3 separate regions of the Mus musculus genome follow, and regions 2 and 3 are each linked to region 1. The links are chromatin loops, found by intact Hi-C in ENCODE. Cell type or tissue: heart. All regions are shown on one strand.

Evidence for each region. Peaks named below come from ENCODE experiments on the same cell type or tissue, not always from the same donor. Only the 100,000 strongest peaks of a DNase experiment are listed, where the experiment ranks them.
Region 2: a loop joins it to region 1, with 1.9 times the contacts of the local background. A loop is called at or near these places in 4 of 42 quality-filtered maps.
Region 3: a loop joins it to region 1, with 2.6 times the contacts of the local background. A loop is called at or near these places in 5 of 42 quality-filtered maps.

What each region holds. Positions count from the first base shown.
Region 1 is chr6:141,443,118-141,451,117 of GRCm38, reverse strand. The region is part of intron 2 of Pde3a (phosphodiesterase 3A, cGMP inhibited); the gene reads right to left. Among named protein-coding and RNA genes, the nearest start is that of Slco1c1, 77 kb to the left of the region's middle. In heart, a CTCF peak has its summit at 3,351 (motif pointing right); no DNase peak of the experiment used is centred here.
Region 2 is chr6:141,378,295-141,386,294 of GRCm38, reverse strand. The region is part of intron 1 of Pde3a (phosphodiesterase 3A, cGMP inhibited); the gene reads right to left. Among named protein-coding and RNA genes, the nearest start is that of Gm10400, 42 kb to the right of the region's middle. In heart, no CTCF peak of the experiment used is centred here; a DNase peak (open chromatin) is centred at 4,624; H3K27ac peaks cover 1,085 bases.
Region 3 is chr6:141,328,185-141,336,184 of GRCm38, reverse strand. The region is part of intron 1 of Pde3a (phosphodiesterase 3A, cGMP inhibited); the gene reads right to left. Among named protein-coding and RNA genes, the nearest start is that of Gm10400, 8.4 kb to the left of the region's middle. In heart, a CTCF peak has its summit at 4,522 (motif pointing left); a DNase peak (open chromatin) is centred at 2,714; H3K27ac peaks cover 3,211 bases.

The DNA of each region.
Region 1 (8,000 bases):
CTGAAGCCCGCTCAATGATCAAGAGAAGGGGAGAGGGGGAGAGGGGGAGAGGGGGAGGGGGAAGGGAGGAGAGATCATGCTTCATACTGCAGACATGGACAGCTCACCAAAACTAGGGAACTACTCCTGGATCTTGTTGAAGAATCTATAACTGCCACTCCACTAAATCAGCATGGATCTTAACTTTAATCTAAATATGTATCCTTGTACCCACAGATACTTGTAGTTCTTACTCCTCATCAAAAAATTGTCTCTTTGCAACCAATGGAGGTCATTACAGAAAATCATGACTGGTCGAGATGTAGATAATAAATGATTATGGGGTGTACAGTCCCAATTGATAAATCTGCAATACTACTCCTGCACCCATAGCTCAGGGAGCACTAGGGTAGATAGATTATAAGAGACAGGCAACCAGGACCAGGAAGTCTGCTGTGAGGTTGTGTCTCCTAGAAATGATAGGACAAGTTACATTATATGGACTGAATAAGGTTTGTTCATGCATTTAGGGGTATGTACACACACACACACACACACACACACACACACACACACACGCACACACACATGCAACAACACTTAAGAGATTTTGAGGAGAGAAAGCAGGTGTATAGGAGGTGTTAGAAGGGGGACGGGACAAGTGATAGCATTATATTTTTTTAATTTAAGAAATTAAAAATTAGTATAGTAGTATATTAATGATAATAATCATGATGATGATATAAGCAACACTGGGAGCAAACAGGTTCCAATGCAGGTCTCACTATATGATTTCCCTGTGTGTGAAGAGTTAGAAAACAAGTGTGTCAAGAGTTGGTGTGAAGGGCAAGACATTTTATTTATTCTCTAGTATCAAAATCTATTGTATGGGGGTCACAAGGGGCATACAATGTAAAGGCAACTGCTGGAGCTCACGTTTAGATCTGCTAGTGTGCATATAGAGAAATACATTTCTCTCTCTAACCCTTTCTTTCGCAGCACCAAAGTGGGCTTAGTAATAGGACCTATGTTTTGACAGTTAAATGAAGCCATGTGTAGGAGTATCGGTAAAGTCTCACCATGACAAATACAGAAATATAAAATCAGATCTGCAAATGACATGAAGTAAGTGAATAATGGGAGCAGGTTGACAGGGAAGGGCCAGGGAGTACACGGGACAGACATGACGCAAAGTATATCCCTGTGACCCAGGACCATGCAGGGGAGTATTGGGGACACACATAATACAAAGTATACCCCTGTAACCCAGTACAATAAATATGTGAAATGAAAATCCCATAAAAAAGAGTCCTAGCAATTGTTTAGCCTGAAATTCATGCTTACTAAATATTACGTATTACCAGCGCTGTTGTTACTGAACTGAACATGACTATACATGTAAAGAAAGAATCATGAATATGTACATTTTTCTCACTTGTTCTCTCTCTCTCTCAACAATTTTTTATTTATATGCATGCATGTGTGTATTTACTTGCTCATGTGTGTGCACATGTATATGGGCCTGTAGAATTCAAAAGATGGTGTTGAGATCTACTGGAACTGAAGTTACAGGCACATGTGAGCCATCCAACATTGGGTGCTGGGCACTGAACTCAAGTCCTCTGCAAGGGCCATCACAGATCTTAAGTGCTGTATCATCTTCACCCAGCCAGTCAGAATTTCTTTAGAAATGAAGACAACAGCCTTGAGATAATCTTTACCAACAAAACTATAACAGTAAAAGCAGAACTTCTAATATTTTCACTTTTTTACTTTAGGCAAAGATAGTTATAAAGTCCATATTCCCTATACCCAAAAGCTCCATAATAGGTCTGAGATTAATTTTCGGCTGTTAAAAAGTAAGTCAACAAAAGTCCTGCTTTCAACTAGCACGGTCGATTGCACTGGTATGATTTATGACACACCCTGAAAAGAGTTTTAAGAGAAGGCATCTGAGCCCCATTGTTGGAAGTATTTTCCTTCTCTTTCTATTTAGTCATCTTGGGAGGCACCCTGGGAGGCAAGCACAGCATGGAAGAAAATTCCCAGGGTGGAGAGGGAACTGGGAGAAGAGATGGATAAACAGCATAAGGGATGACACATAAGGAGGAGACGCTCTGGGACTTTCCTTACGCGATGTTGGTGCCCAACGTTGAGAAAAGCAGCTTGGTGTATCCTGGGAGACTATATAGCCTCTTAAATCTCTACGGGAAGATGCAACATCCCGTCACCCCCAAATCTTTCCCTGGGAGGCTGTCTGTATTACCAGGAAATGCTGTCTTGGTCTTTAATATGCTAAATTATTCTAGAAAATGAGCTGGACACTGTAGAAACGATCTTTGGCATATTCTGGGTTCTGACCTCAGAGTCAGAAAAACTGCATATGTGTTTATACTTTTCATAGGACCTGATTATAATTTTAGACTTGAAATTGGCTGGGAAATTTTTAAAAAATGAAATCATGTGAAAATTTTGCAGTAAGGCACTGTAGGCTGAACCTTGGCGACAGGCCATCCCAAGGAAACAGATGCTTGCTTACTTTAATTTTCTGGATGGAAATACGAGTTTACATTTGAAGTCTCTTCTTAAGATAACATACATACATACAGTACTATAGGAGGGGACCTATAGAGCCCTTACTCAAATGACTCTTGAGAAATATCACAAGTGGAAGGTCTCCTATGAGAAGTCAGAAACAGCAAAGCCAGCAACGACTGTAATTCACATCTTCCATCTCTTTTGATGTTCTGAGAGCATCACATGCCATCAAATGAGAAGCACCACATGGCCCAATATCCTTCTCTACTTCTGAAACGATCTGTCTGCAAACAGTTGGTACTTTGTCTAAATATTCTCTGCTTATATTTTCTATTATATATACACCTCCCAGACACAAGTAACTTTACCCAACAATCTCAAATTAATAATTTCAATAGATAAGGTTCTGTATTCTTATTTAGAAAATGGAAAATTCCTTTGACTTACTTATTCTATATACTCTTATAATGTACAAAATATAACCTTAGACTTAACCTTAAGACTTATTCTCTTTCTGGTTATCAAAGGTAAGATGGGCAGCATAGATGTATGGGAATCTGACAACTAACTATCAGTGCAATTGCTCAGACCAGTGAATGTGGGAAGGCTTAGAAAATATAAACTGCTTCATACAATTGCTGCATTAAAAATGTTCTTGACAGTGGGAGAAACACAAAACAAAGAGAACATCTGTGTACTCTCTGATATATGTACAGATTTTTAAATATTTTAGGAACAATTATCTCTGAGTTTGAAGTCATCTTTGGTCTGTTAAATTTTTTCAGTGGTCACTAAACTTGAAGCTGCAGTTTGCTTAGCCTAAAACCTAGTGACCAACAGAGGGCGGTATGCCGCCTTGGAAAGGACTTGTCACTTCCGATGAGTGCTGAGCTCTCACTAACAGATAAGACTTCCATTTCTTTTGTTCCCACACTACAAAAATCAGGAGATTACTAGTAAAAAGTAATGAAAAATAAGTTATAGCCTACATATCACTGCTAAAGTAAAATTACAAGCACATAATTAGCATTTTTCCCAAATATTAAACATTTCTATTGTCCCTTTTTAACCTAATCCTCTATGGCAGGACTGAGGAGTGGGCAACATGCTAACATGCTAGGCAACATGCTAGGCAACATGCTAGGCAACATGCTAGGCAACATGCTAGGCAACATGCTAGGCAGGCAATCTAACAGTAAGACATTTTAGCCTCAGCCAGTCCCAGCTTTCTCATTTCATAAGGTACATTGGAAGCATGATCCATTTGCATATATAACTTGATTTATTTTTCCACATGTAATTCTCTATTGCAACTAAAGGATTCATAACACATGCACATACAGACACAAACACACACACACACACACACACACACACACACACACACAGGATGCACATATACATCTGGACATAGTTTTCCGACATTTCCTTAGCATGAATGAATCCCGGTTGACACTGACCACCACTGAACGCTTCCTGCCTCACATGCAGTGGCTCTCACCTAGTCTAGATCTTCTCTGCTTCTCTTTCTAGAGTAGCTTTACTGGCTTCTTCTGCACCATCCAGTCATCTCTATGCTGGTGCCTGCTAGAATGTTCCTTTATTTCATATACTAAAGGCACAAAAACCCTAACAAACTTCAAGTCCTTGAGTTATCGCTTGTGAGGAGCCATGCATCTTCTACCATCTGTTTCTGTGTGGCACACTCTCTTCCTAGAAGTCATACTTCTCTGCCATCTCTCACCTGTAGGAAGACTCTCTTTCTTCTGAAGAGCTATGCTATCTTAATCATCGCTCAAATGTATAGCACAGGCTTCCTTTCCAAAATCACCTGTCCCATTCTCACAGCCTGTGTGTGTGTTTGTGCTGCATTTCTCACATTGTGTGTGTGTGTGTGTGTGTGTGTGTGTGTGTGTATGTGTATACACATGTGCATGCATGCGCTTGTGCCCACACTTGCATGTTTCATAAATAACCACAATAGGGAATTACATGTGGAAAAAATGAAATCAAATGATATATAAAAATGGATTGTGTTTCTGATGTACTTTATAAAATGGGAGAAGCTGGGGTGGGCTGAGGGTACCCAGCATCCTGAGTACCCTGAGCCTAGTCCTCAAGACTGTCTCTTAAAATATTATGTTAAAAAATATACTTTTCTGGGTGGTTATGCAACTACGTAAAAATTATTTCCTCCTTTAGGTTTTGGACAATACAATAAGGGCAATGACAGGTGTCATTTACTTGCTTAAACCCAGAGTTCAGAGTAGAACTAGAAATACTACATACTCTAAACCTTCAGAGAGGTCCATTCCTTCTTCCCAATTCTGTGCTACAAGAAAGTAAAAGTGGAGACGTTATGGTGTGCAATATGTCCCTGAAAACAAATCACTGCATTAAGATAGCTCCCTGAGACAGCAATCTCAATCTTCTAGAACAGTTTCCTATTCTAAACTAATTTCTAAAAGTCTCTTGAGGAACTACAGCCAAGAGTGAAACCTGCTCTCAACAGCTTGTTCTAGAATAAGTTTCTCTGGAAAGTAGCAAATGTCAATTTGAAGACGTAATAACTGATAAGGAAAACAACTCTACAATGTTTTCCTATAATCTGATAATACTGAAATCACAGGCAGGGGATTCCGATATACATGTGAATCTCTCTTTTTTTTTCTTTTCTTTTCTTTTTTTTTTAAAGAGAAGATCTTAGTGGGCCTCTAGGGAGAGGAAAAAAAATATGGTACTTTGGGTACAATTTTCATGGTGAACTTTGAGCACCTCAGGTAGAAAGGATGAGCATGAAGTTGAAGAAACTATATCTCAGCAGCAATGGAAGCCACAATCACGATCTTTGGTTAACCTCCCAAGTGCAATGAAGAACCCTGCAGAACAGTGAGTGGTGTGAGCATTATGTATGAGGAGAGGAGTTAGTTGCTCTCATGTTCAAAACCATGGAGACAGGAAAGCTTCATCAGATGGAGCCCAAAGGAATCCATGTGTATGAGGTTCATGGGTTACATATCACTGAAGAAATGTGTGGGGTCAATGGAGTGGGTGATCAAAGCTTTGCATTAGAGTGCTCATGCCTTCATGAGCACACTTACATATACATTATTAAAATAAATTAATTCTTAAAAATAAAAAGCAAAAACCAAGAAGTACATGACTGAAGTCAGGCAAGGATGAAGAAAGATGCCTGGCTAACTGTCCTAGAGATGTGATGAGGTAAAGAGCATGCTCGTTGACTAATGAACAGGTAACAGAAAAACTGATTATCAAGCCTTGGATTGTACAAGAAAAATAAAGGTTTGCTTTCACAGATCTGTGTACTAGGCACTGAAGACTTCTGGTTTTTATTATCAGAAAATCAACTTCACAGAAACTTAAGAGGCCAGACTTCAAGATGGCTGTGTCCAAGGCTGCAAGAACACACTAGTGGTTTGAATGAGAACTGTCCCTCAAGGTCTTGATCTAAATACTTGGCTCCAGAAGGCAGTACTATTTGGGGTAGGTTTGGGCAGTGCAGCTTTGCTGGAAAATAGGCACTGCTGTGGACAGACTTTGAGATTACACAGTCTTACCCTATTTACAGTTCACTCTCTTCTTATACTTGGGTTTGATAATATGAGCATTCATCTTCCTGCTCCTCTGCAGACTAAGAGCTTTCTTGACACTTTTCTCTGCCATGATGGACTCCCATCCCTCTGAACCATAAGCCCAAATAAACTCTTTCTTCTATAAGTTGTCTAGGCCATGGTAATTTTTCACAGCAACAGAAAAGTAACTCAGATGAACATCAAGCATAGGAAACAATGGCACTTGCAACTCCAGTGAAAATAGATTCTTCTAAAGTTGGCATCAAGGTGAATCAAAGGTACCCCGGAACCCATCAGGTACAGAAAAGTCAATACATTTGTTCTTGTAGCCTTTTTTACTTTTATCTTCTCTTTCTATAATATTTTCTTAGTTCTTTCCTCTAGAAATATTTTCAGGATCTCCAGGACTCACAACAAAATATGTGAACAAGTCACTTGTGAGCATACAAAAATCCATGATTCTGACCAACAGCCTCAATGAAATGTTCTTGTTTGAAATCAAAAAGGTACAACAACAATGAAGGGTACCAATGTCCTCAATTGTTCTAATACAAGAAAAGCACTTCAAAAATACTCCATTAATCTATAAAAAAGCAACCAATTCAATTTTCACAATTAATAAAATATACTTTGCATTAAGAAGAAAGCTTTGTGGATTTATAGAGAAATCAAATTTCAAAACATATGAATAACAAATATTAGAATCTAAGATTGTTTCCTAACAAAATTATGCTATAGATGATGCTTGGTGAGCTTATGTAGACACATCATAAGCACAGTGACATTCCTTTCCTTTGCCTTCCTCCTTTTTTCCCCTCTCTCCCTTCTTCCTTCTTTCTCTCCCTCCCTCCTTCCTTCCCCTCCTTCCTTTCTTTTCCTTTCTTGCCTTTCTTCCTTTTTTCTTTCTTCTTTTCTTCAAAACAAAAAAAAATGTTTTAAAATGATAGGCAAAATAACAATAATTATAAAATGAAAACTTTGGATACCTTTGATCCTTTTTCAACTTTCCAAAATGCAATTCCCTGTTCTGAAACTGTCATGATAAAAGGAAGGACTTATGACTTTCAGAATCTTAAACTTTGTGCACGGCAAGAAAAGCTCTGTGCCTATAGTTAGGGATGCTGCCATTTGTTACCGGTTGTGTGGTGGTCTCAAGGCTGCATTAGCTGTTCTCAGTGGGAATACTGCAGTTACCTGTCGTGGTTAATACAAAATTATTTTTGCCAATTCATTTCATGCTCTTGCTACACTCTTCTAATTAATCTTCTCGAGCTTTGGCTCTCACTATCAACCTGTGAACGTCATCAGCAAATGCCAAGATTTCACAGTATCCTCCCTTTCTCCACATTTTCTTTGGAAATGCCAAATTAGACTCTCTCAAGCACAAAGTTTTAGGAAAGGCAGTATTAATAGCTCTCAATTGAAAACCAGGCTATGTGTGCCTGGTGTCATGATTCATATCTGTATTGCTGGGCTGAGGGATAAATATTGCCAGGAAGCAAGAGACAAGATTGTGGTTACATAGTTCAGGCCATTCTGTGTGAGACTATCTCAAAACTTCTAAGAATGAAGGAAGAAAGGGAAGGAGGGAGGGAAGAAGGAAGGAAAATAAGTATGAAAGGAAGAAGGGAGGAAGGAAAGAAAAGAGGGAAGAAAAGAAGGAAGGAAGGCCTTTTCTCTATTCCTATTCTCTGCTTTCATATATAAGGGAAATCTTCCTACCATTCTCCCTTGGAAGCAAAAGTTTTGGTACTTTCTAGAACCATCTGTGGTTTTAGTAAGGTGATTGTCTTCATTTATGTATTAGGTTACAATAAAATAAAATTTTATATTGTATCTGTCTACAAATCTGAGTCAAAGGCTTCAGTTTGAGGAAATGGCTTGAGTTAT
Region 2 (8,000 bases), 65 kb after region 1:
TCTTACATACCAGGGTAGGTCGCACCACCTCACTGACTAGACAAGGCCAAAAAAAGAGGAGTTGAAAACAAAATAAATTAGAAAAAAAAAAAAGTCAAGGACAGACATTCTTTGATGATGGCACTCTTACTGCAGAGACCTTTCCATCCACCAACTCATTAAGTTTCCAGTGATTGCAATCAGCCAGACTCAAGTGACATTAGAGAAAAAAAAATAAATCAACAAGAGTCTTTACCTTAACTGAATTTCTATTTGTATAAGGAAATAAGCATGTAGCTGAAAAATTACAGTAGTGTGACATACCTCTTAAAATATCTATTCCTCAATGCCACAGGGACCTGAAATCCATTTAAAATGGTGTTTTAAAGTAGAAATAGGCTAAGGGATGGTTCAGTGGTTATTGCACCTGTGCTTGCAGAGGACCTCAATTCTGTTCCCTGCACTCACATCAGGCAGCTCATGATTGCCTGTAACATGAGCTCTAGGAGATATGATGTCCTCTTCTGGTCTCCATGGGCACCTGCACGCATACACACACACACACTTTCATTTATGTAGACCGGTCCTTATACAAAGGAACTGTAGGTAGAGTAGCTTGGAAGATAAAACACTCATAGCAAATAAAGTATACCAGTGAACTGTTTAGAACACGTTTCTTTATAAATGATCTAAAAATGATATAAAACAATACATACAGGAAAGGGTGGACATTTCTAGATACCCCGAGCTAGACTTTTATTTACTGAAAGAAGACAAATAAGGGCTTGCGTATTCTGAAGGAGGCAGATATTCCTCACAATTTATACACTTCCACACGGTCTTATTACATGCACATCCAATAGGATGTGAATCCTATGGTGAATCTAACTGTCACTCACCCCACTTGTCCTCAGAAGCTACTTATTTAAGTGTAGCAAAATGACATGTAAGGTCAGGAATAAAGCATGAACACATGAGAGACGCTGGGAAAGGGTTCAGTGCTTAAGAGTATTTTCTGCTTTTACAACAGAGCTGAGTCAGATCTCAGCATCCATGTTGGGAAGTTCGCAACCATCAGTAACTTTATGATGTAACTTCATCATATTGATATTGTTGTTCTACCCCTTCAGCTCCTTCAGTCCTTCCACTAACTCCTCCTTTGGGGTCCATGTGCTCTGGCCAATAGTTGGCTGCAAGCATCCTCATTTAAAAATGAGGCCCATGATGCACTGGTATACATATGACATACACAGAGACATAAACTTTAAAAATATTTATAGAGAAGTGCTCTCAAGAAAACAGTTACGCAACTTGACTTTAATCTATTGTTAATGCTGTCATTGTTGCTTATTTGCAAATGCTCACTCCTCACAATCCCTATAGTTACCTCAATATAACATGCGGCCTTCAATGTATTGTTATGGGCTGAGTTTTATCAGTTTCCATAAAAAAAGAAGTTCATTAAAAAAACAAAAGAGTAGTCAGGAGAAATGCTTCTCTTATATCATCATCAGTAGTATTCACACTGAATGCAGGTCATGTGCTTGCCAAATGCACTATAATCTGCTCATTTTTAAATGAGGATGCTTGCAGCCAACTATTGGCCAGAGCACAGGGACCCCAAAGGAGGAGTTAGGGGAAGGACTGAAGGAGTTGAAGGGGTAGAACAACAATATCAACCAACCAGACCCCGCAGAGCTCCCAGGGACTAAACCAACAACCAAAGAGTACACATGGAGGGACCCATGGCTCCAGCTGCATATGTAGCAGAGGATGGCCTTATCTTGCATCAATGGGTAGGGAAACCCTTGGTCCTGTGAAGGCTCAATGTGCCAATGTAGGAGAATGCTAGGATGGTGAGGTGAGAGTGGGTGGGTGGGTGGGGGAGCACTGTCTTAGAAACAGGGGGAGAGGGGTGGTATAGGGGGGGTTCAGAGGAGAAATGGGGAAGGGGATAACATTTGAAATGTAAATACATAAAATAACCAATAAAATTTTAAAAATAAATCTGTTAAAGAGTCACCAATATGAACTCATCCTCCTAGCCAATACTTTAAACACTATACTTGAAACTGTAATTTGGTGCCCATGCTGAATTTCATGGAATGTAGGATAGATAGATAGATAGATAGATAGATAGATAGATAGATAGATAGATAGATAGATAGATAGATAGATAGATATCTTTCCTTGTCTGAAGGAAGTAACCATGGGAGGGTCCAAAGGTCATGTGTAGGTGCCTGTAGGACTACAGATCGTGGCAAAGATTATAAGCTTTAGCTTGTGTGTCTACACTAAGCAAATATGAGACACAATCATAGTCTACATTAGACTTTATTCGTCAACTGTGTGAAATGGAAAAGGGACTTATCTCTTCATGGTCAAGTGTTCATTTATGGAAGAGTCTGCACCCAAAACTCTTCGATTCCAGAAGCTGGAATCAATCACTCTGTTCATGTACTAAAGATAAATACAATAAGAAAAATAACAATGATACTAGAATGGTACTTTCTTAACAACTTATCGTAGTATCTGGTATTTCATCAGGAAAGAATAAAAAGATGCAATTTTTAGAGTTGGACACTAAGCCCTGAATGTGCAAATCAAACTGGGTGCAGGGCTGACAATAAGGATGCTTGCAGCCAACCAACAATCTTCATGGTTCTCCAAAGGCCACAACCAGTAATGTAAAGATGGATAGCTCCTAGGCAATGGACTAGGTGTCTTAGGTGGGCAGTTATCCATACCACTGTTCCACAACAATTTATTCCTTTGGAAACCTCCCTGTCTCACCCTAGCTGCTGGTGTTTTGCTTCAACACTGCTTTTCTTTACTCAGTGGATACATTGGAACCTTCCCTCTGTTTTCAAGTGTCAGCTTCCCTTGGTGTATTTGTCTGTATACTCACACATACCAGTTTTAATTTGATCAAGTGGGAGAAGGGCATACCACATGGAATTTATTATAATCTGATTACCTCCATAAACACCAACACTCTCTTCTGGTGTCTGTAGATACTGAACTCACATATGTCCTTACCTCCATATAAACAATCGTGTATACACATAACAAAAATAAAAAAAATCAGTAGTTTATACATAGTGTATTGTACATGAATAGTATGTTCTTTGTGGGGAGCTAAAAGGTCTTGAATGAATGTGTATTACTAACAAGAACATGGCCATGATAAGGACACCAATGTCTCTGACCCATGGAAATGGACAGGCCTTCCCTGAGTCAGGCTCAGAATGACAATGCCTACCCCCCTCAGAGTACAGATGCTGACAAATAATTAACCTTTCACTAAAGGCAGTGTGTGCAGTATCAACTGCAGCTTCCTCATCCAGGATGTTGACTACAACCTGAGACCACATCTCTTCAGAGACGTCTCACCCCACCTCCTCCCTGATGCTGTAGCTGATACATGCACTGAGTTTCCTGACTGCTGCTGCTGTGTCTCCATCACAGTCCATAGCTCACACCATCCCTTCTGCTCTGTATGGGTGCCTGTCATTTCTTCACTCCTGTTCACCCCAGCCAGATCAATTCCAAAGCTGTGGAGTTCACAGCAGTTCCTTCTATAAAAGCACACCTCGGGTTCCACTCGGTTTGTTCTATCATAGTGTTCACAAATGTGTTGTTAGCATCAGTTTGTGGGATGTTAAAATCCCAGCTCCGGTTGCACTACCATAAAAATGAGTTTAGGGAGGTCAGATATCTTTTCCTTCCTCTGTGGCCTCAGTTGTAAATTGGCTTGTATCTATCAATGTACCTTAACGAGCAATGTCTCATTATTAAATTACTACAGATACAGCAGGACCCAGAAAGATAACGGACATATCGGCATCTCAAACACTAAAACATCAATCACAAAAGAAGGAGTCGTTTAAATGGAAACAGAGAATCCCTATAGCAGTAAATGGGATTCTAATTCACTAATCCTGGTTGGCTTCTAGATCTTCTGTGTGGTTGACTATGACTCTGATCCAAGGAGTCACTACTGATCCAGGGCCAACAACCCAAATGCCACTATAAGTGTGCACCATAGTGCACTATTCACCACCATTATCCGTGCCATTCAAACCACAGAACGCTCCCATATCCTCCATGAAGCCAGATGCTGGGTTTCAAAGGTAGGAATGGAGTGGAAGCAGAGGTGCTCTGAAGTGTGGGGGAATAGCTCAGGTATGTCCTATTTTTCAAGTCCTGCTCTAGAGCATGGGTCTGTCCTCACAGACACCCTCCCTTCCCATCAGACGCCAGAACACCACCAGCTGGCCGGGTAGAATCTGAAAAATATTGTGACTGTAGACTTTTTTCACTTTAAAGTTACACACACAAACACAAAATGTCTGCTTCTACATTTTAGTCAGCCATCTCCCATATGAAGTGATGGGCTTAAACAGTAAAATAATGATATAATGGGAGGAAAGGAGTCTTGCCCCTGGCATCGGGTATTATAAACAGCAAGGAGTGCCAGCGTAAACCTTTCTGCAAGAGACTATGTTCTTTGTCAAGCCATGTCTTCTTTTTAAAATATGCTTGCTGCCATATGTCAGTGCTGGGCCAGCTGCAGTGCTAAGAGGAGCCTTGACTCGAGTTGTATAATGTTTTACAGGTTTGCCTCGGGGGTCACTCTCTGCGAGGCCTTTACGTCACAGTGAGAACTCTGACAAACAGAGAACAGAAAGATGCCAAGAAAGGCAGAGTTGGAGAGGGGAGGACTGACGGGGATGGAAAGGAATACTGCACAGTGCTCACAGCCTCTATTTATCTGGCCCCCGCCTAATGCCAGAAGCAATGTTTTCATTACTAAGAGAAGGAAAGAGAGGGCAGGGACAAGCATGAGGTTATGTAAACATTATCAGCAAATATAAGATTAGAAACACTCAGCTAACCCTCCTGGCTATCTAATCAGAAAGGGTAAAACAGTAAAACATGCATCTTTGCAAACGTTTGGTATTTAATTATGCACCCGCCATCGTATCCATCCTGGTAAAAACACAAAGAAAATGTTTCCTAGTTAGATTAATATGTGAGTACATCTCGAGAGCTCTGCGGCTGGCTTCGCGGAGAGCCTCAGAGGCAGCAGTGCCGAATCTCGTCCTATTAATACAAACTCAAGCTGACATAAAATACGAGTCAGTAAAGCTGAGCATGAAATCACTTGAAGAACAGTGCTACAGTAAATGGCATTAAATGTTTTCAAAAGCAGAGTGGACGATAGCGTTTCCTGAGCCGCCTCTACTCCCACAAGAACCACATGCCTCATTATAAACCTATTAAGTGGGTTTTAGATCATCTGCAGAGCCTTAGGCTGTTCTTCCAGATGCTTAGAGGTCCAGAAGGCTCGGTACACAGGCCGTTATTCAATTCCCTCTGTTGTCTTGCTTTCATCACAACAAACTCATTTGATATGAATGCCAATTTTCCAGTGACTTTTAAGTTCCTGGTTACAGTATGGAAACTTATGCACAGATGAACTTTCAGAAAATTTCAATGTAGGCAAGACAGGAGGGGAAAAGGATGGTGATTCCTAGTGGGAGAGAGGGATTTGGGCAGAGACGGTAGGGAACAGCAACTAAGATCAAAACACCTTGTATACATGTAGGAACCTTTTCAATAAATAAATGTAATTTGTAAAAAGAAAAATACAAAGCCATCTCAATAAGAAAGAAAGAATACTGGCTGGTCAAAGAAAGCCTCAAAGCCTCTAGATGAGACCCAACAGAGTTGCTCACAGAGACCTTGCAGCCAGAGGAAGATGGGAGAGGCCCAGGACATAAGAGGTGAAGATTCCTGCTACGGGCATAAGCCAAAGTATAAGAAGCTCGAAACTGCACATGTTGACTACATTGCAATGTCTCCATCCTTACAGAAATGCCAAGGAATTATTTTTGTACCAGTTGAGAGGAGAAAGGAAAGTTAGCTATGATTGTTTCACGTTTTTATTAGTAATTATCTTTGTTCTAAATTGATGCCAGCATCCAAGGTTTCTTCTACCACGAACAGAGACCCTGAGTCTGTTTCAGTGCTTTTTCATCTTCAGAGACAGAAGGGTTGCTCTTCTACAGTTGACTGCACCAACAAACAAAGCTATGCTTCTTTACTCTTGTTTTATATTCTCCTGGTCTTGCCAAATCTTCTCTCCCTCCCCTGCAACCGAGAGACTCCTAGCATACTCCTCGCAGCACATGTGAGAACACCCAGCCAAGAATCTAATAACACCTTCCAAGAAAAGCATAGAAATATTTTGTAAAGTGGGTAATTTTTTCCCTGAAATAGTCGAACCATAGAGGCAACTCTCAGCCTTCTGTGTGTTAGGGTGGTATGCATACACTAGCTTGCAAGGCAGTGAAGTTTATCATGTCTATACTACCCTGTCCTCTAGTGTGCAACTGGAGTGGCCTGGGCCTGTGATGCTATTGGGAGAAGGTTTAATCTCATCCAAAGGTGGGTCTACCAGGAGCACCGGCTGGGGCTTCAGGAATGTGCTAATGAAGAACACATCAGTGTTCCAGTTCCTTTTGGTCTCTTTGCTTCCTGTCCACTATGCAGTGAACAGGACTTTTCCACCACAATCTCCTACCATGATGCTCTGTGAAATCCCAGGGCATAGGAAGAGAGCAAGCAGCCATGGACTACAACCCTGAGGCCCATGACCCAAAGAACACTTCTCTTTTGTTGATCGTCTCGTGTTTTGCAGCAAGAGGAAGCTGTATAATGCAAGATTTTCACTCAGTCTACATGCAGAGAACACTAATGTTACACAGAATAAGAGCCAAAACCCGTAAGTGGCAAGTCATACAGACAGGAACTCATGCTGCTATGGAATGACAATTCTGACATTATGGGGTCCCTGTTTAAGGCACAATTTCTATTCTTCCTCAACAGGACATTTTTGAAAAGATAGTATTAGAGGTACATGTCAAGGAAATGAAAGATGACATTAAAAAAAAAAGGCTCAAGAGAGCTTGGAATCTCTCCCCTGGCTTTTATAAAGAAATGACACCAGGATCATTCTAGAAGTCAACATGGCAGTCCCTCAAATTATGCTTTTTCAGAAACCTTAGAGACTCTCCAACAAGGGGCTGGAGCAATAGCTCCATGATTGAGAGTTCTCATACAGAGGATCCAAGTTTGGATTCCAGTACCCACATCAAGTAGCTTACAACCAATAGTAACTCCAGCTCCTGAGAATCTGATATCCTCTTCTGGCCTCTGCAGGTACCTATACTCACATGTATATACCCACATACATAGATATAAATAAATTAATACATATTATTAAAATATCTCTTAAATTAAAAATAGTGATAAAAATACAAATAATAAATAACATGCCTTCACATTATCCCAATTATGCTATATGAGTGACTACATTCAATCTTCTCAACATGTATATTACTATGCCTATTATACAGATGAGAAGACAGAGGTATAAAGGGGCTAGTTACTTGCCCAGAGCTCCAAAGCAGTGCTAAAGCCTCATCCTTTGGCCACAAGAAGGCACTACTTGGTGACTAACACAGAGGAGGAGGTAAGTTAGATTGGAGACACAGGTGAGACTTCCAAGAGCGTCAAAGATTTACTCTAGGATAAACAATTACAATAAATGTTCAATTTTAGTTATGTATATGTCTATAGAGTTACAATCTTTATTTAGAGTCAAAATAATGTAGTCATTAAAATATACTTTACCATGTATTTTTAATAGGCCAAAATAGGATATAATTAATAATGTAACATTTTTCTTTATACCCTTTAGTGTTCATTTATATCTTAATTATTGCACAATTTAAAGTTTTAAAGAACATAGTTACAATACAAGCTTTAGCAGCTTAACTGACGTTAGATATATCCAATCTGCAGATTAGATGATAAACATCATCCTTTCCAGCGAGCACACACTATGAATCTCACACTCTGCTTAACATGTTTAACATATTGTCACATGGTAAAGACACTTGAAGATTCTCTCCTCTGTCTTAGGAAACAAACGTGAACAAATAGTGACCACT
Region 3 (8,000 bases), 110 kb after region 1:
TGCAAGCTGTATAAGAAGAGTTAATCTTCCTTCTTTCAAAGTCCTTATGTAGGCCTCCAGCAGAGGTGTGACCCTGATTAAAGGTGTATACTACCACGCCTGGATCTGGAATTTGCTTTGTCCCAGGCTGACCTTGAACTCAGACATCTCCTTGCCTCCAACTCCTGAGATTAAAGGTGTGTACTACCTAGCCTGGGCCTAAGCTTTTCATGGCCACTATGACTCAAGATCTCCATGCAAAGATCCAGGTCAGAAGCCTGAGTCTCCCAGCCTTGGTGCACTTGAAGTTCAACCTGATGACCTGAGCTCTTTCCCCAGAACCACATGGTAGGAGAGGCCCCGCTCTCCCTTTAATCTCCACTTGCTCTATGGCATGTGTGTGCCCAAATGCATACACGCATACACACACACACACACACACACACACACACACTCACACACTCTCACACACACACATACATACACACCACATACTCTCTCAGACACACTAAGTAAATAAACACATTTCTCTTAAAAAATAAAAATTAACACAACATCCTTTTAAATGAGGAATAAAGACTAATGTCTACTAAAATAGCCAAGGTAGCTCATATTCTATGATATTAAGAGATATCATATAGTGAGATAAAAAATAAGATTTAAAAATATTTTCATATTATCAAGTACAGTAACTCACTTAAAATCATTTAATGATGGGATAGATGCTCTACAAGGTCAGAAAAAGACACCATTATACAAAACTCTGAAGGCCTGAAAGGCCTTATTAATTTTAGAGAGTTGTACGGTTTGCTTTTTTGTTAATGAATGTTGAATGTATTTAAAATATATTTAATAAAAGAATTTGGGATATCCTTATCATTCTTTCTAAATTTATTTCTGAATTAAAGATTCCTAGACACATTCCTAGAGTATTCTTTTACTTCCTTCCTCAAAGGCTCTCTTGGAGACATTTTGTGTGTTTATAATCTGTCCTAAAGGATGCCTACTGCTACTCCTCACTTCACGTTTTCTTCTAAGATGAAAATAACCAGTAACTCTGAATTTATGTCTAACAGCTGCCTTCTTTTACTCCCAACTAGATAAAATTTGGACACATTTACCCAAATAACATGTAAGTCGAAGAGTTTAAGAATCAAGGAAAAAGTCTGGGGGCATATACAACAGAGCCTGTCACCCCCACCTTATAAAAACAGCAACACGCAATACACCAGAGCCCGTCCACAGATGCAGATAAAATGTGTGCTTGTTTCTACAAAGTTTATATCTCAAAGGTTGATATTTAAATCTGTTTTGTCCTTATAATCATAAAAAGGGAAACATTCAACCCAAAAATTAGTGATGGAGAAGTGTAGTATCATTAGCAACTAGAAGAAGTGGCGATAGATAAGCATTGATGACCAAACTCACCTAGTACACACATGTGTCAACAGAGTATGGCTTGTTTCATCTATCCATCTCTTTAACTTGTGGAAGCATTGTGATTGTTTTGTTTTGTTTAAAAAAAAAAAAGTCTTAAGTAGAGAGGCTGGAGATAGAGCTCTGTTAGTAGAGCATTTGCCTAGCAGGTAAGGACCCAGATGTAGCTATCTCTTGTGAGACTATGCCGGGGCCTAGCAAACACAGAAGTGGATGCTCACAGTCAGCTAATGGATGGATCACAGGGCTCCCAATGGAGGAGCTAGAGAAAGAACCCAAGGAGCTAAAGGGATCTGCAACCCTATAGGTGGAACAACATTATGAACTAACCAGTACCCCGGAGCTCTTGACTCTAGCTGCATATGTAACAAAAGATGGCCTAATCGGCCATCACTGGAAAGAGAGGCCCATTGGACACGTAAACTTTGTATGCCCCAGTACAGGGGAACGCCAGGGCCAAAAAGGGGGAGTGGGTGGGTAGGGGAGTGGGGGTGGGTGGGTATGGGGGACTTTTGGTATAGCATTGGAAATGTAAATGAGCTAAATACCTAATAAAAAATGGAAAAAAAAATTTAAAAAAAAAAGAATCCTTGGGTTCAACCCCCAGTGCTACATAAGGCTATTATGATGCTATACTCCCCAACTCAAAAAGGAGGGTCAGAAACTCAAGGCTATCCTTAGTTACGTACTGAGTTTGAGAATAATAAGGAAGTCCATGAAATCATGTCTCCAAAATCTCAAAACCATACAGAATAATTAATTCTCAACTAGGACAGCATTTTTGTTTATATGTTTTCATGTCACTTATTTTTTTTAATCTTGGGAGAGGACTGAAGACAAGCAAACCCTCTTCTCTCCCCCTTATCTACAGAAGGTCTAGAAGTGTGTAGAGTGCTTGCATTACCAACTGTCAGTTCAGAAGAGGGTCTTACCTTGATACAGTTTGATGCCTTGGGCTCCAGGTCATTGAGGATGTAGCTCAATGATATGGCATGTACTTAGCAAGCCCAAGGCCTTGGGGTTCAACACCCAGCACCAATAAAAAAGAAAAGAAAAGAAAAGAAAAGAAAAGAAAAGAAAAGAAAAGAAAAGAAAAGAAAAGGAAAAGGAAAAGGAAAAGGAAAAAAAAACCAATAATCTAAAAAACTTTAAAATCCTATTTATTATGTTACTCATACAACAACTCTGGCTTCAGCCACAGACTATGGCCGGGAGGACACAATCTTTTCCCTCCCCAGCAGCTAGCTGTCTTTGCTGACCTTCCAAGTGTCTGGCTGTCAAGAGCAGGAACGGGAGTAATTTCCATGTTGCACAACACAGCTCAGTGTACTCAACAGAGGGTGGGGCTTCAGAACTCACAGCCACTATTCAGGGAAATCTCCAGGGAACATGCTTTTCAAGAGTGAGAAGAGAGAAAAAAATAAATGGGCCACAAGGTCAGGCTCCAACCTGCTGACTTAGTTCTCTGGCTCCTCACTCACCAGCGGCCTCAAAGCAGCAGATCCATTTAAAACATAGCTTCTTATCAATCCAAAAATCTCAATAAGAAAGAAGGAGAGGGAGAGAGGGAAAGGAGGAGAGAGAGAGAGAGAGAAGAGAGAGAGAGAGAGAGAGAGAGAGAGAGAGAGAGAGAGAGAGAGAGAGAGAGAGAGAGAGAGGAGAGAAAGAGAGAGAGAGAGAGAGAGAGAGAGGAGAGAAAGAGAGAGAGAGACTTGAGATGAGTAACATCTTTTGGCACTGACTTGTACTATTTATGATGTTTCCTTCTTCTGGGACATTCTTTTAAAGATAGTCTCTGAAGTTCTAAGAACTAAGAACCATTTGTACTATCTGCTCTCCTCATTTCATTCAACCCCAGGGCTTTAACTCATGTATTTTCTATCTTATTCAAGGCATGCTACCATTGTTGAGTCGCATAAGATCAAGTGCCTAAGCTAAGGTCTTGAACAGCCTAGAACATACAGTTCTCAGCCTTCGAAAATGGTGAAAGCCTGGCATAGCATCAGAGCTTTGAGCCTGTGTAATCTAAGAACCCACAAGGAACCCACACGGGGATTACTGTGTTCTTGGAAGGTGTCTACCATGAAAACAAAGGAACAAGGGATACTAATTCAGAGAAGAAGTTGTCAGGTACCCTCCCACTTCGTTCATCTTTATTCTGACAAAAGAAGACAGGTTAAACTAAAAGCTTACAGAGCTTTTTACAAACTTGTAGGTAAAATAAATGAGTGATTATGAGCCCAAAACACAGCAGAAAACAGCTTAAAAACAAACAAACAAACAAAATAACAGGATCTCATCATGTAGAGATAAGAACCATGCAGACCAGTCTGGCCTCAAACTGACCACCATGTTGGATGATAAGCAACTTTTCACACCACAGCACTGAGGTTCCTAAGTGAAATTTTAGAGTTCAGAAAACGCTGAGTGCCTCTCCTCAAACATTCCGTTCCCCTTTGGAAAGTCACAGTTCAGTGGTAACTAACGAGAATCTGTCCCCGGAGACCTCATTGTACCCAATATCAGCTCAGTCATTTCTTGTCCCCTGCTGGTCTTTAAGGAAAAAGAAAGCTGTGTTTTACACCATCCTCAAGATACAAATTCGTACAGGCTGAGGAACAACACAAATAAATCATCCCAAAAGACATATTTGGAAGGGAATTGTATGTCCATCCAGGCAAACATCTGCCCTCCATAGTCATTGAGAATAATGCTGTACATTAAGTATGCATTAATATATATTTAGTGGGCCATAATTACAAAGAGGTACCAAGAGGAGAAATTTAACTAAAAGCACTTCAGTGATACAGAGAATGAAGTTATTGGTCTACAGTCAAGGCCTGGATGAGTCTGTGCCAATGACTCGGGTAAGATAATGATAAACTGCTTTCTCAGCTCACCCAGTTGCCATGTTGGAGGTGTATATGAAACCCATGATCCCTTGATAGTCTATCTGAACAAGACCCCAGTCATTGAACTGATAAGTGATTTTATCCATGGATTGTTAATATAAAGCTGATAAAGCCCAAGAAATCACCATTTCAGCCTAATTTACACTGGCAAGGCTCCATTTTTAGGAAAAATGGAGTCAAGCACAGAGCCACCTAGTGGCCAGTCGTCAAATGCCAAGAATACATAATATTAATGATGTACACTAGAGAGCAAAACCCTCACCTCATTAGTTTTACTTTTCAGAAAAAAAAAAGTGAAATATTCAACTATAAATGGATGTACTACTCTGGAGAGAACCTGTCTCCGTGTCAATCAAAGGGACATTAAAAGAACTGCATATAACACTCATGCATACACACATTATTAACACACAACACAGTTACATATAACTCCATGCATATACTTACATATATATCACACATAGAAAGAATATAGAAAACACAATACAAGGCTCAGATACATAAATAACACAATACATAACATACAATACACACAAAACACATTCACTGACAATGCACACACATATACATACAACAAAGAAACACACACATACACACATACACACACACTATATGAATGAATATGAGAGAGAAAACCAGAATATACCGGAGTGCCCAGACCTGGCCCTGGGCTGATCATGACAGCATGCATTCCATCCTTGTTGTTTTTCTGCATGTTCCTTAGTAGATTATAATATTAGATAATTTTATAATTACAAAATGAAGTGGAAACTTCTGGTTTCTTTGGAAAGTCAGTTATGTCAAAGGATGTTTTCCTGAAGCAGACACAGGTGAAAGGATGTTCTGCTAAAGCAAACATGTGAAAGGATACATGATATTAAGAAGGACCCAACAGATGGTGGATATCACGATATGATATTGGTCTATCTTGCCTTTCCTTAATGGTCACTATTTGTTGTGACTTCATAAAAAGAAGCATACCAAAAAACTTCTGGTGGTGTTATGGCCACTTGTTATGTTATGGTGTACTTGCCACTTCTGAGGACTCGGGCCAATTGGCAGAGTGATGTTAGCTGATACAGATTCATATGGAGTTTTGCTAAGACAGACAGACTCACATAGTGAGGCAAGACCCATGGGAGAGGATACATGATGTTTGGAGGGGGTATAAATAGGACCCAATGGAGAGTGATGGGTGGCTTGCATCTCAGATCTCGTCTTCACTGATCTTCACTTCATTGAGAGAGGCAAGGTAGAGAACTTCTCCTGGCATCGCTACTAGTCCTGGTGCCTCATACAGATTCCATGGAGACCTGGCTGTGTCTGCTAGGTCATGCCACCACTACTGATTCATGTTTGCTAACACAATACTACTGCAAAGGATAGTTGGAATATTTGTGAAGTGTTTACAGGTGGATCAAGCTACCACTGCTGATTCCTGTGAACTGAACTGCTGATTTCCTGACAACACAGATTGGATTTGCTCCAAAGAATAATTTCTAAACAAGTCCATTTCCTCCATATCCTAATCACCTTTCTTTTCCACTACCTCTGGTGATAATGGGCAAGAAGGGAGATTAAACCATTTAAGAACCCTTATTAAGAGTAGGTTTTGAAAAATCTGAGACAAGAAAATGAATCATTTCAACCAGACATGTTGGTATATTCTTTTAAGCCCAGTCAGTACTCAGGAGGCAGAAGTAAGAGAATTATTGTAAGTTGCTGGCCAGCCTGGGCTACAAAGTTAGTTCAAGGACAGCAAGGCCTTGACTCAAAAGAAAACAAACAAAAATAATTTCTCACAAACTTCTGGTGAACATAAATAGATGTGATAAATAAACACAAGTGTTAAGTCAGTGATCTCAAAGTATGAGATATTTTCCACTCCTAACTGTATATATTTGTAGACCAAAATCTTATTTTGGGGGACACAGATGAAACAACCCCTCTTGCTAAGTGAATCACAATTGTGGGCCACACCTCTTCAGACAATTCGTTTTTCTATATAAAAGGCACAGTTATCTGTTGTGAAACTTTCAACTTCAAACACAAATTAGTAAATTTTTAGATTTTATTTTGTATTTTATGACCATGAGTGTTTGCCTACATGCATGCCTGTATACCATACACGGTGTCTGCAGAGATCAAAGAGATTTCCAATCTCCTAGAACTGGAATTGCAATTGTGAGCCACCAGCTGAGAGCTAGAAATTGAACCTTCGTCCTTTGAAAGAGCATCCAGTGCTGTTAACCACTAAGCCATTTTTCCATCTCCTTAAATTATTTTAAAATGTACTTCAACTGCAAATATCACACTGAAGTTAGAAAGCAAGAGGTGGTATTTTCACTCTGCTGAGAGAGGAAGGGAGCTTTAGAAAGAGCGCATATTTCTGTCCAGCTTTGCCACTGAGATAAGAGTCTCTTGACCTCTAACCTACTGCTCTTTAAGCCTTATCAGTTCTTATGCCTGGGACTTAAAATTACCTGCAAGCTGTTATCATATTTATTCTCAAAAAGTCTCCTTGGAAGCACTGATGACTGTTTTTCCTATTTTTGGACAGAGATAAGCAGCGTGCTTTTGAGATTAATGGGCGTCTAGGTCTTACTCTTTGGGAGTCTGGTACTCCTCGGTAGAACTGTCTAGCTAAATGAATACAGACCTGCAAGAAAGCTTGGTGTTCACGTGTCCAGTCAAGTCAGAAAAGGAATCCTTACATGCTAAAAATAATAACGTTATTTGTACATCATATAAAAATTTATTTTATAGTTATCAAACATTAAAACTAATAGTCTCTAGATATAATAGGGACTCAGATTCCACACAAATGAAACCAAAATTTTTAAATAGACAAATTAATTAATGAACGGTAGACAGTTTAAAAGAGGTTTCTCCCGAGGTATGATGGGAGATTAAAGCAGAGACAGGGAGAAAGGACACACAGAAGGTGGCAGGAGATAGCTTAACCAGCACTAGGGTGTGTGAAGACACTACCTGAGTAGACAGTACTTCCCCCAGAAGACATGGATTAATAAGTGAAAACCTGCGTGGGATAGCTCCCTAAGATCAATTGGCCATGGAGACATCAGCAGCCACAGAATGATACAGGACACGGACACTGCCACTGTGCACGCTTATCCACCATAGCTAGATGAAATGCTAGAACTAACCTGAAAACTTCCTCTTGCTGGCTGGCTTTCATAGTGTCCGAAGATGCTATGAAACCTCTGGAGGAGAAATGTCAGCCATGGCCCAATGGGGCAGGGAACCCTGAACGGCAGAGGATGGACCTACCAGGCTTGATGGGCCCACTGGTGCCATAGGAATATTGATTATGGGGATAATTAATCACTCTGTGATTGGATTTGAAGCATGCTCTACAGGAGGAAATATATGATCCCAAGCCTGGCCAAAAGTCCATGGCTGAAGAGGTCATGAGCCCTAGGTAGAAATCTACCACTGTCCTTCGCTACATGAGCATGTTATTAAACTGGCTTCTAAAAAATTGTGTTTACACCCACAGACTACTGCTGCTCTCAGCCCTGGCCAGAGAAGCCTCTGACTGAAGTAGGCAGCAGTTAATGTGTGACTCGTGGCTGGTCAAAGTTCCTAGGATAAGTGACTGTGGTGAGCTCAGCCTTAAAGGAAGCATTTGAGCCCATCCCCACGGGACCC